Linked DNA regions of Homo sapiens: region 1 is linked to region 2. The links are chromatin contacts, found by Hi-C or POLR2A ChIA-PET in ENCODE. All regions are on one chromosome and are shown on one strand. Each heading gives the region's core, a stretch centred on a gene start or an enhancer-like site at or near the end of the contact. The rest is flanking DNA. Distances are from core to core; before and after follow the strand shown.

Region 1 (4,566 bases), core at 1,738-4,237, 130 kb after region 2:
TACTGATATGATCTAGATCCCAGTACTGAAATAAGTCATGCATAAAACACTTTGCTGAAACAAGAAGTTTGCTCACCTGATGCGATGCCCTGATTTGGCTCTATAGGTTCAATTCTGAAGCCCTGTTCTTGGAACAGTCATGAGTGGCTCCAGACTGGAGGCCAGAGTTAGAGATAAAATCATAGTCATGCCCTCGAGTCAGCAGTGTGACTGTTCCCAATGAGGTCCCCATTTACCATTCTGGAAAGTATTATTATTATTATTATTATTATTATTATTGCTAACATTTACTGAGTACTTACTAAGCACTGTCCCTGGGTTAGAGCCCCCGTTTACTAGCTATGGGACCAGGTACATGTTAACCTCTTTGTCTCAGTTTCCTCATCTTAAAACAAAGACAACAAAAGCACCTACTTCACAGGCTTATTATGAAGACTAAGCTCATACATGTAAGTACTCAGAAGAGTACCTCACACACGGCACACACTAGAAGTGCTTGTTAAACATACACATATGTGTGTATGTATCCTCACATTGGGCCATGAGATTTGTCTGACAGATGCTGAGGTTGACAGGCCACGAGTCATTCCTCACTATGGCAGGACCATAGCCTTCTTATACAAACTGCAAGAAAAGGATATAAAAACCCTGTTTTAATGGATTGGGGCAGGCTTGGCTCCAAACAGCAGCTCTGAACATCACTCTGCCATCTGTATCACCCAGAACCAATAGAATCTCAAGAACAGGCTCTCTGTGATAAAGATGGAAAGGCCAGAGATCAAATGGACTGTGAGACTTTTGCTAGAGGTGGCAGACGGAAGACCCCCTGACTTCCAGGTATACACTGTGTCATTCACCACCTCAGTGGGACAAGGCAGAGGCAAACCAATGGTGACTCCCTAGCACAGTGGCATTAAGGACCCACAGTTGCAACAAAGACCCTGGGTCATCTAAGGATACAGTGTTAGGAACAAAAGGCAAAAGCAGATCTTGAGAAAAGCAAATTCTATCCTAGACACAGAAATTAGAAGGCTAAAGGGACTCCTTCCTCCCCTGCGAAATCAGAAGTAGCTTCCAAGCTAGAGTTAGATAATGTGGACTCGAGGTGCAAGAACCAATTTGCCTCAAATAAACCCAACAACCTGTGTCCAGGAAGGAGTTGGACCATCCTGGAGTTGCTTTCTGAGATGGAGAGTGTAGGTCACCTGTGGAGAACCCTTACCAAAGGCATCACTGTCTATAATTTATGAGCGGAACAAGGCACAGCCACAGCCTTCAAGTCAGCCTCCCAGAGTCTCCTGGTAGACAGTTGGGGTTTCTTTCCCCTCCTATTACATGGAAATAAAATATTCTGCAACCTTCCTTAACAAAACAGTCACTTTTTCTACCGAACAGCTCTCTGGAGGCTGGCCACCACGTCAACAAAGGGCACCAGAGATGTGACATTTGATACAATTGCCCAACACTTGGGAAGGGCAGATGCATCTGATTACCAGATTAGCCTTAGACAATAAAGCCTTAAAAGACGTTATGGGACTCCACACGAAGAAACACCAACCTTGCCTCCTCAGTGAAAGTGAGTTTATTTGACCTCAATTTGTTGAATGAAAGCAAAGCCTTCACAGGGCTGCAACCCATGCCTGCACACAGACATGACGCAAGTCCAGCCAGAGCCAGGAAAAGTCTACACTTGCGTGAACCCTCCTGGACAGTAGGTCTTCCTCAGGAAAAATACACCCAGGCAAATCTCCCAGGGGCCACGGGCCATTCACTCACTCACAACATTCACCAGCCTTAACCTAGCAAGTTAGAATAAATCCCAGGGAGTCTTTCAAAAACCCCTTCTGGACCAGGTTTACCAGTTGAAACTGGGCTCTTTCCAATGTTCTAATTGCCATAGTGACATTTAGGAAGAGCTCAATGGCCACAATAGGGCCAAAAACTCCTATTCCTAGGAAACAGGAATGACTTGTTTGAACTAGGGTAGTTGACTGACCCTAGTTCATGAGAGGATCAAGACCCATATAATTAAGGCCCTTAAGGACAAGCCACAAAACCAACAGATGAGCAGACTCCGGAATAAAAATGCATGGTACACAACCACTTGGAATATCCCACAGGACACAATGAGTCATTCCACAAGAGACATTTAAAAAAAGAAGAAGAACCACCAGCAATCTTGAAACATTTAGTTATTTAATCTCCCTTCAAGAGAGAATTTATCTGGGGAAAGACCTCACTGCAAAACACAAACTGGTATATCCGGGTCCCTGGAATACAGGGGTAATGCTTCTGGCCGAGCCAAGAGCTGTGTTTGTGTCTGCAACCTTGACCCATTTGCCACATGCTGTTCTCCAGAGCCAACCTCATGCAGGAAGCTGCCTTGATTGCATTTGGAAGAAGAGAATTCTCATTTTCTCCAATTTCTACTATTCTCATCTTCTCCAATTTTCACTATTATTTAGCGTAATAGTACTTAGCACACTAAACTGCAATTCCCAATTTTTCAATCAGCTCTCCCACACAATGGGAAGCTCCCTGACGACAGGCAATTCACCCCAGTTTTCCCTAGATCCTCCACAGCTAGCACAGTTCACAGTCAGGCACTAAAAACTGTGTGTTGGATGAATGAACAAGCACATACATAAACCATCATACCCGGTATGCTAATTCTGTGTTTTTTTCTAAACATGGGGGTGGGGGAACTGCCAAAGAAGGGAAAGAAGGAAATTAGCAAAGAAAAAAATTATTTCCAGATTTTTAAATGTAACACAATAGAATACAGAATTTTTTTTAAAAAAAGTTCCCTTCTCCACAAGCAAACTTGAATGTCTGAGTTATTCTTAGGGCGTTTTTGGACAGACACTACAACCCTCAGTTACACATCACTTGGCTTCATGAAAAGGTAACAGCTGGACATGCACGGTGGTATGGGCTGTGCGTGTCCCTTCCTAGTGCTGCACTGAGCACACATCTGGGGCTATTTAGCAACTGATTGGAAATTTAGCCTTCTGATTTCCAGTTAAATACTAGGCACAGGAAAACAAATAGCACTTGTTTTTCACTGAGTCTTGTCAGTCATCCAAACTCCAGTGCAGACCAGAGAACTGCCTGTGGTTTGGTGGCAGAGGCCCAAAATATTTGGACCTTTTTTTTTTTAATGCCTCTAGTTTAAGTAAAAGGAATAAACTAGATGTTGGCAGCTCCAGCTTCTTCACCCATCCCTCCCCGCTTCTTGAAAATACAAAACTGGTTTTAAATTTATTAATTTACATTTTTCATTAGGATTAAGTTTTGATTTGTTTTTAATCCAAAGCTAATAGCATAGAGTTTAGTTTCTGTCATTTATTGCAACTGCCCTGCCTTGATATTTACTTGGATTTGCTGAAGAGGCAATGCTCAATTTGCCAGTTTCTGTTCCAAATTAAATTGGGATATAACATCTAGCAGTCGTACTATCAAAGAATCACAGAGTTTAAAAGCTGGGAGGAACTTTAGAGATGAGCTAGTACGATCCCCTCATTTTAGAAATGAGGAAACGAGGTCTGAGTAGTTAAGTGATTTTTTTTCCCGATGATGTATATAACTAGTTAGTGGCAGAGCCAAGACTAGTACTCAGGCCTCCTAACACCCAGGCCAGGGTGTTAACTGGAAACAAAAACCTGAATTACCTCCGAGTAGAGCTGCCCAATAAAGTACAGGACACCCAGTTAAAGTTGAATTTCAGGTAAACAATGAATACTTTTTCAGTATATGTTATGTCCCATATACTACATGGGCACACTAACAAAATGATTTGTTATTTATCTGAAATTCAACTTTAATTGGGCATCCTCTATTTTTATATGCCAGCTCCAGCAATTGTACCTCAAAGACCAAAATCCCCTTCTATGCCCCATCCCCCACTCAAACATACACACATTCACATACATTTGCTCTCTGATTTTAATGATAAATGGCTAGAAAAAAATAGATCACAGCACAGTAATATCGAGAGTGAATGAGGTTGGAAGAAGCTGCTTATTTCTTGAAACTTCTAATCTTAGATACCCTTTTTTCCTTATGAGCATGCAAAGTGACTAAGCCTGACATAAGTAAGCTGGCCAAGGCCTCTGGACTAGGTATTTTAGGTTATTAAAAGCCAGGCACTAGGGTCTCATCTTGAAAACGTCTGCTTGTCCTAGGGCTCCAAGTCTACAGACCTTGCAGGAGAGAATGCTCAAGTTTGGAATACAAATAAAGCAAGATTAAAAAAAAAAAATTAGAGGCCGGGCATAGTGGCTCACACCTGTAATCCCAGTACTTTGGGAGGCCAAGGCAGGTGGACGGCTTCAGCCCAAGAGTTTAAGACCAGCCTGGGCAACAAAGTGAAACCCCATCTTTACAAAAAAAAAAGTCAAAAATTAGCTGGGTGTGGGGGTACATGCCTGTAATCCCAGCTACTCGGGAGGCTGAGGTGAGAGGATGGTTTGAGCCCAGGCAGCAGAGGTTACAGTGAGCCGAGATCATGCCACTGAACTCTAGCTTGGGCTACAGAGCCAGACCCTCTCTCAAAAAAAAAAAGAA
Region 2 (4,752 bases), core at 1,664-4,163:
TATCAGACTGGGAGTGCTGGATACATTGCGTTCTGTTAGGAATAATCACCAGAAATAAAATGCTACAGCTGGGGATAGAAGTGTATCACAGAATCAGACAATGGGGTAGGAATTCAGCACAGCAGAGCTATATTATAGGAATGTTAGCTAAATTCTCGAAATTGGGCCAAGATCCATTATCATCAACCTGCTCTCCAGCTGTAGAGCTGAGAAAATTCAATCATTACCCAAGTGTCCAATCAACAGAACCAAATAAAATCTACACACCCTGTCTGTGGGTGAATCCGAGACTAGCTCATTCTCTTCTCGTTCAAACATGAGTAATCAGGAAAAAAAAAAAAAAAAAGAAAGCTGGCATTGGGAGCACAAATACAATTATGCAGAAGACAAGATGAAAAACATTCCTCTGAAAATGATCTCCTACAGGGGAACCAGAACACATTTTAGAAAACTGTGTAATATCCTCAGAAGCATGGAAGAAACTTCTGTGAAAGAGGTACAAATAGTCACAAAGAAAGAAAAGAATCGGTTGCAAAGACATGAAGTAAGATGAAGAGCAACAAGAGATAGGTGAGCTTAATAAGAATATAAATAAATATTAACTAAAATATAATACACTTATTAAATAATATAAATTACACATTCAGATGAAGAAAGAGTGGCATTAGCCTTTCAGAAAAGTATATTAGTATTCTGGAGATCACACTTGAGATGTTCTATAGTGTAGAGGAAAAGAACAAGGAAATGTAAATGGTGTGTGAGAAGATGGTAGACACAGAAGACAGAGAACATGATTCAAAATGACCTTTTCTTTTGAGACGGAGTATCGCTCTGTCACCCAGGCTGGAGTGCAGTGGTGAGATCAGGGCTCACTGCAACCTCCGCCTCCCGGGTTCAAGCAATTCTCCCTGCCTCAGCCTCTCAAGTAGCTGGGATTACAGGTGCCAGCCATCACACCCGGCTAATTTTTGTATTTTTAGTAGAGATGGGGTTTCGCCATGTTGGCCCGGCTGGTCTTGAACTCCTGACCTCAGGTAGTCTGCCCGCCTCAACCTCCCAACCTGAGCACGTTTTTAAATTGAAAGAAGAAAAGAATCCTTCAGGTACTCAGGTTGAAAAGTTAATAATAAGCTATTTACAAAGGAGAAGAAAGTAATCTAATCTCTGATTTCTCTGCAATGCTAACTGCCAGAAAACAATGGAGCCAAATCTACAAATTTTTGATGGAAAACGATTGTGAATCTCAATTTTCTATCTAACCACGTTGTCACTGATTAATGAAGGCAACAGAAAGACATGCTCAGATAGGCAAGGACTCAGAAAATAGATTGGTCTATGGTCTCTTCTCGAAAACATTATTTGAAGACATACAATAACCAACTGATAAAAGAATCAAAATCAACAACACACACACAGGTGCACACACAACATACACCTTCATGCAGAAGAGCAGGAATTCCTTCAGTTTGGAACCATGTTCTGGAATTCAGTAGACTGTGATATCTGGGATATTGTATACTCAGAGACTAAGCTTACCCCTTGTGAGAAACATTGTTGCTTGCTAACATGTTTCCCTCCTTCCTCCTTTCCACCACAACCCCAACTTTGTTCATCTCCATCGCCTTACATAACCATGGGCATCAAAGGAAGGTAGCCTCATACCCAGACACCAAGTGGACTGTGACCGGTCTACCTCCCGGTCTGTGATTGGTTTAGGTATGCACATGTGACATAACCCCAGCCAATAAGACATGAGGAAAGCCTGTAGGGGAGACTTGGGGGAAAATTTTTCTCACTCTTAACTAGAGACACCTAGCAGGAGACAGGCTCATCTTCTCTTGCACTGCCATGTCCAGGAACTGCTGCAATCATCTCACAGCCATGAAGGGAGCTGGCTTGAGGACCCCCCCAATATATCTAGGATGGCAAAGCCAGAAGATGAAAAGAACCTGGGTCATTGCTGAAATTGTTGATTAGCTAAATTAACCAAACCTGGATCTGCAGTGTGACACTAGATGTATTTATTATTTAATACAAATGAGTCCAAATTTTCTGTCATTTACAGCCAAAAGCATCCTAAGTGACACAGTGCTGCAGTGTTAACTTAGCTATTCCTCCACTCGCTAGAGTCTAAGCAGTAGAGTCTACTGTTTCCACCTCTCTTTCAGTGCCAAGAAACATTTCTTGAGCCATATCCTTTAACCCACAGTTCATATGGAATCTCTTGCCTGATTTGATGGTCACTTATAACAATAACTGGTGCTGTTCTTGTCCAGATTTTTCTAACAATGGCTAAGCTTATTACATAGTGAAGATCCTGTGCCAAGAAAATTACTGAACAACTGTTCTTTTCTCTCCCTCTCCACAAAAGGAGTATTGCGTAGAATAACATAAATGAACTTTTTCATTGCTAAAGAACTTGAGAAATGGCTTTTGTGCATCTTTAAGTCTCATGTTAAATGACCTAACTCACTGAAATTTTTTTTAATGATGAAAGATAATAAATCACTTAGGGACTGACAATACATATCATTAAGTGCCTCTTCCTAAATTATTTGACCTATGAATATAAATGGCACTTAAAAATCAGCATATATTATCTCAACTATGTAAACGCATAGGAAAAAAACTAAAAAAAAAATTCACTAAATTGTTTCTGGTGATTTTGCACGTTGGGGCATGGTGATTATTATTTTCTTCTTTAAACTTACAAACACTGTATTCACTTTTGTCTGTCTTTTCTTTGTTTTATGAGTGCATGACCTTCCTTGACCCAGGAAGTACATGGCACCACCTCATTTTCCTAAAAGAGCAAAGTGGACCATTCCCCCTCCTCTCAGCTCTTCAGGGCAAGTATATTTTCTTTCCCAATTCAGATTTCCCTGAATTAGATTTACAACTTCTATTTCTAGCAAGATCTCCCACGCCAAGGCTGCAGAGTTGGCACCCCTCCCTCTGGCACCCTTGATGCGTTCACATGATCCAGACTTCTTCTACAGAGACTGTCCTACAATGGGCACCAAGTTCTGCCTATTTCGCCTCTGAGCTAATTCCCTCCAATAACTAGTTTCTTGATACTCCCCTTTGGAATCATTTTCCTGGCTTCTTTCCTGGATTACTTCTTTCATCCTGCCTAGAAACCCTTTATTCTTTGTGGTCAATTGAAGGGCAAAGGGGACATCCTCTAAGCCTTTCATCCTTATCCAAATGGGAGATTACCTTGCATTCATAGCATTCAAAATGTAAGACCCCTCAGGCGAGAAGATTGGCCTAGCACACAGGGCGTGTAGTTCAACTTGACAGTTCAGTGACCATGTGTACTTCTTAGATCAATGTGGTCCCAGGAAACTACCATGGCAAACTGCCTATTAGTTCTGCCTGTTCACTGTCAAGATCTCTCAGGAAAAGTGCTCTTAACTCTCTCCTGGTACATTTGTACCTGGAGGGCAGATTGAATTGACTTTGATCACTTGACATTCTGGCTCCTTACAAGTCTCTCTCTCCTTATCCTCCACAAGACACTGATCATCATTTGATTCCAAGATTGGTAGGACCCCTCTACCTGGGCAGATCCCAACTGTAACAGATACAAATAATCCTTTGTTTTGAAGATGGCTATTTTGATGTAGAGGAACAGAGGCTTGACTCAAATTAACTAAAGAAAAAGGGAATCAATTTTTAAAGATAAACATGAGGCAAAGGGGGATCAGAAATGGCATAAGAATTCAAGGACAGGTACCATAGTATGGCTGGGCACCAGGGGAAATCTGCAACTAGCAGAGACCACTCTCTCTAGGCATCTACCTATCTCTGGCAATGACCGCTCCATTCTCCTCCCTAACTGACCAGCTTTCTCTGCTTACCCATTCTTTCAAATTCCTCTAACTTTGGAATGCCTGTGGCTTGTGAGGGCCACTCAGGCCCCAGCCTAATGGCAACTCTTGATATAGAGATTTGGCTTTTGCCTTCAGTGTTCATTGGTCTAGTTTTAGAAAAGCTGCAATTTAAAAATAAATGTTTCAATTATAGAATTTAACACACAACACATACACACTACAGTAGAATACTAAAGCCCCACATACCCATCACCCAACTTCCAATTACTAATACTTTTCTTCTAAACTTCTGTCAAACTATGCATCTGACAAAGGTCTAATATCCAGCATCTATAAAAAGCCTGTGCAAATTTACAAGAAAAAAAAAACACTAAAAAGTTGGCAAAGGACATGAACAGAAGAAGACATACATAAGGCCAAAAAGCATATGAAGAAAAGCTCAATATCACTGACCATTAGAGAAATGCAAATCAAAACCGCAATGAGATACCATCTCACACCAATCAGAATGGCTATTAGTAAAAAGTCAAAAAATAACAGATGCTGGCAAGGTTGTGGAGAAAAGGGAAGACTTATATACACTGTTAGGCGTGTAAATTAGTCCAACTATTGTGGAAAGCAGTGTGGTATTCCTCATACAGCTAAAAACAGAACTGCCATTCAACCCAGCAATCCCATTACTGGATATATACCCAAAGGAATATAAGTCATTCTATCATAAAGACACATGCATGTGTGCATGTTCGTTGCAGCACTATTCACAATGGCCAAGATGTGGAATCAACCTAAATGCCCACCAATGTGGGCTGGATAAAGAAAATGTGGTATATATACATCATGGAATATCATGCAGCCATAAAAAAGAAAAAGATCATATCGTTTGCAGGAACACGGACAGAGCTGGAGGCCATTATCC

What was found. A loop is a pair of places that touch in the nucleus more often than their neighbours do. ChIA-PET counts read pairs that join two places held with the same protein, here RNA polymerase II (POLR2A). Pooled maps may share reads with other maps.
Region 1: a loop to region 2 is called in a map of thyroid gland, with 2.1 times the contacts of the local background. The contact joins two enhancer-like sites. A Hi-C loop is called at or near these places in 1 of 168 maps with a recorded cell type or tissue (thyroid gland) and 3 of 50 pooled maps. POLR2A ChIA-PET finds 5 or more read pairs at or near these places in 4 of 52 experiments (Caco-2, PC-9, T-cell and 1 more).

What each region holds. Positions count from the first base shown.
Region 1 is chr1:91,748,475-91,753,040 of GRCh38, forward strand. The region is part of intron 4 of TGFBR3 (transforming growth factor beta receptor 3); the gene reads right to left. Among named protein-coding and RNA genes, the nearest start is that of TGFBR3, 140 kb to the right of the region's middle. RefSeq lists an enhancer at 4,462-4,566. Within about 2 kb of position 2,988, at least 14 of the 41 ENCODE cell types and tissues checked have a DNase peak (open chromatin) inside an H3K27ac peak, as active enhancers do; they include thyroid gland, where a contact is called at or near this core.
Region 2 is chr1:91,619,843-91,624,594 of GRCh38, forward strand. No RefSeq gene overlaps it. Among named protein-coding and RNA genes, the nearest start is that of CDC7, 120 kb to the left of the region's middle. Within about 2 kb of position 2,914, at least 5 of the 41 ENCODE cell types and tissues checked have a DNase peak (open chromatin) inside an H3K27ac peak, as active enhancers do; they include thyroid gland, where a contact is called at or near this core.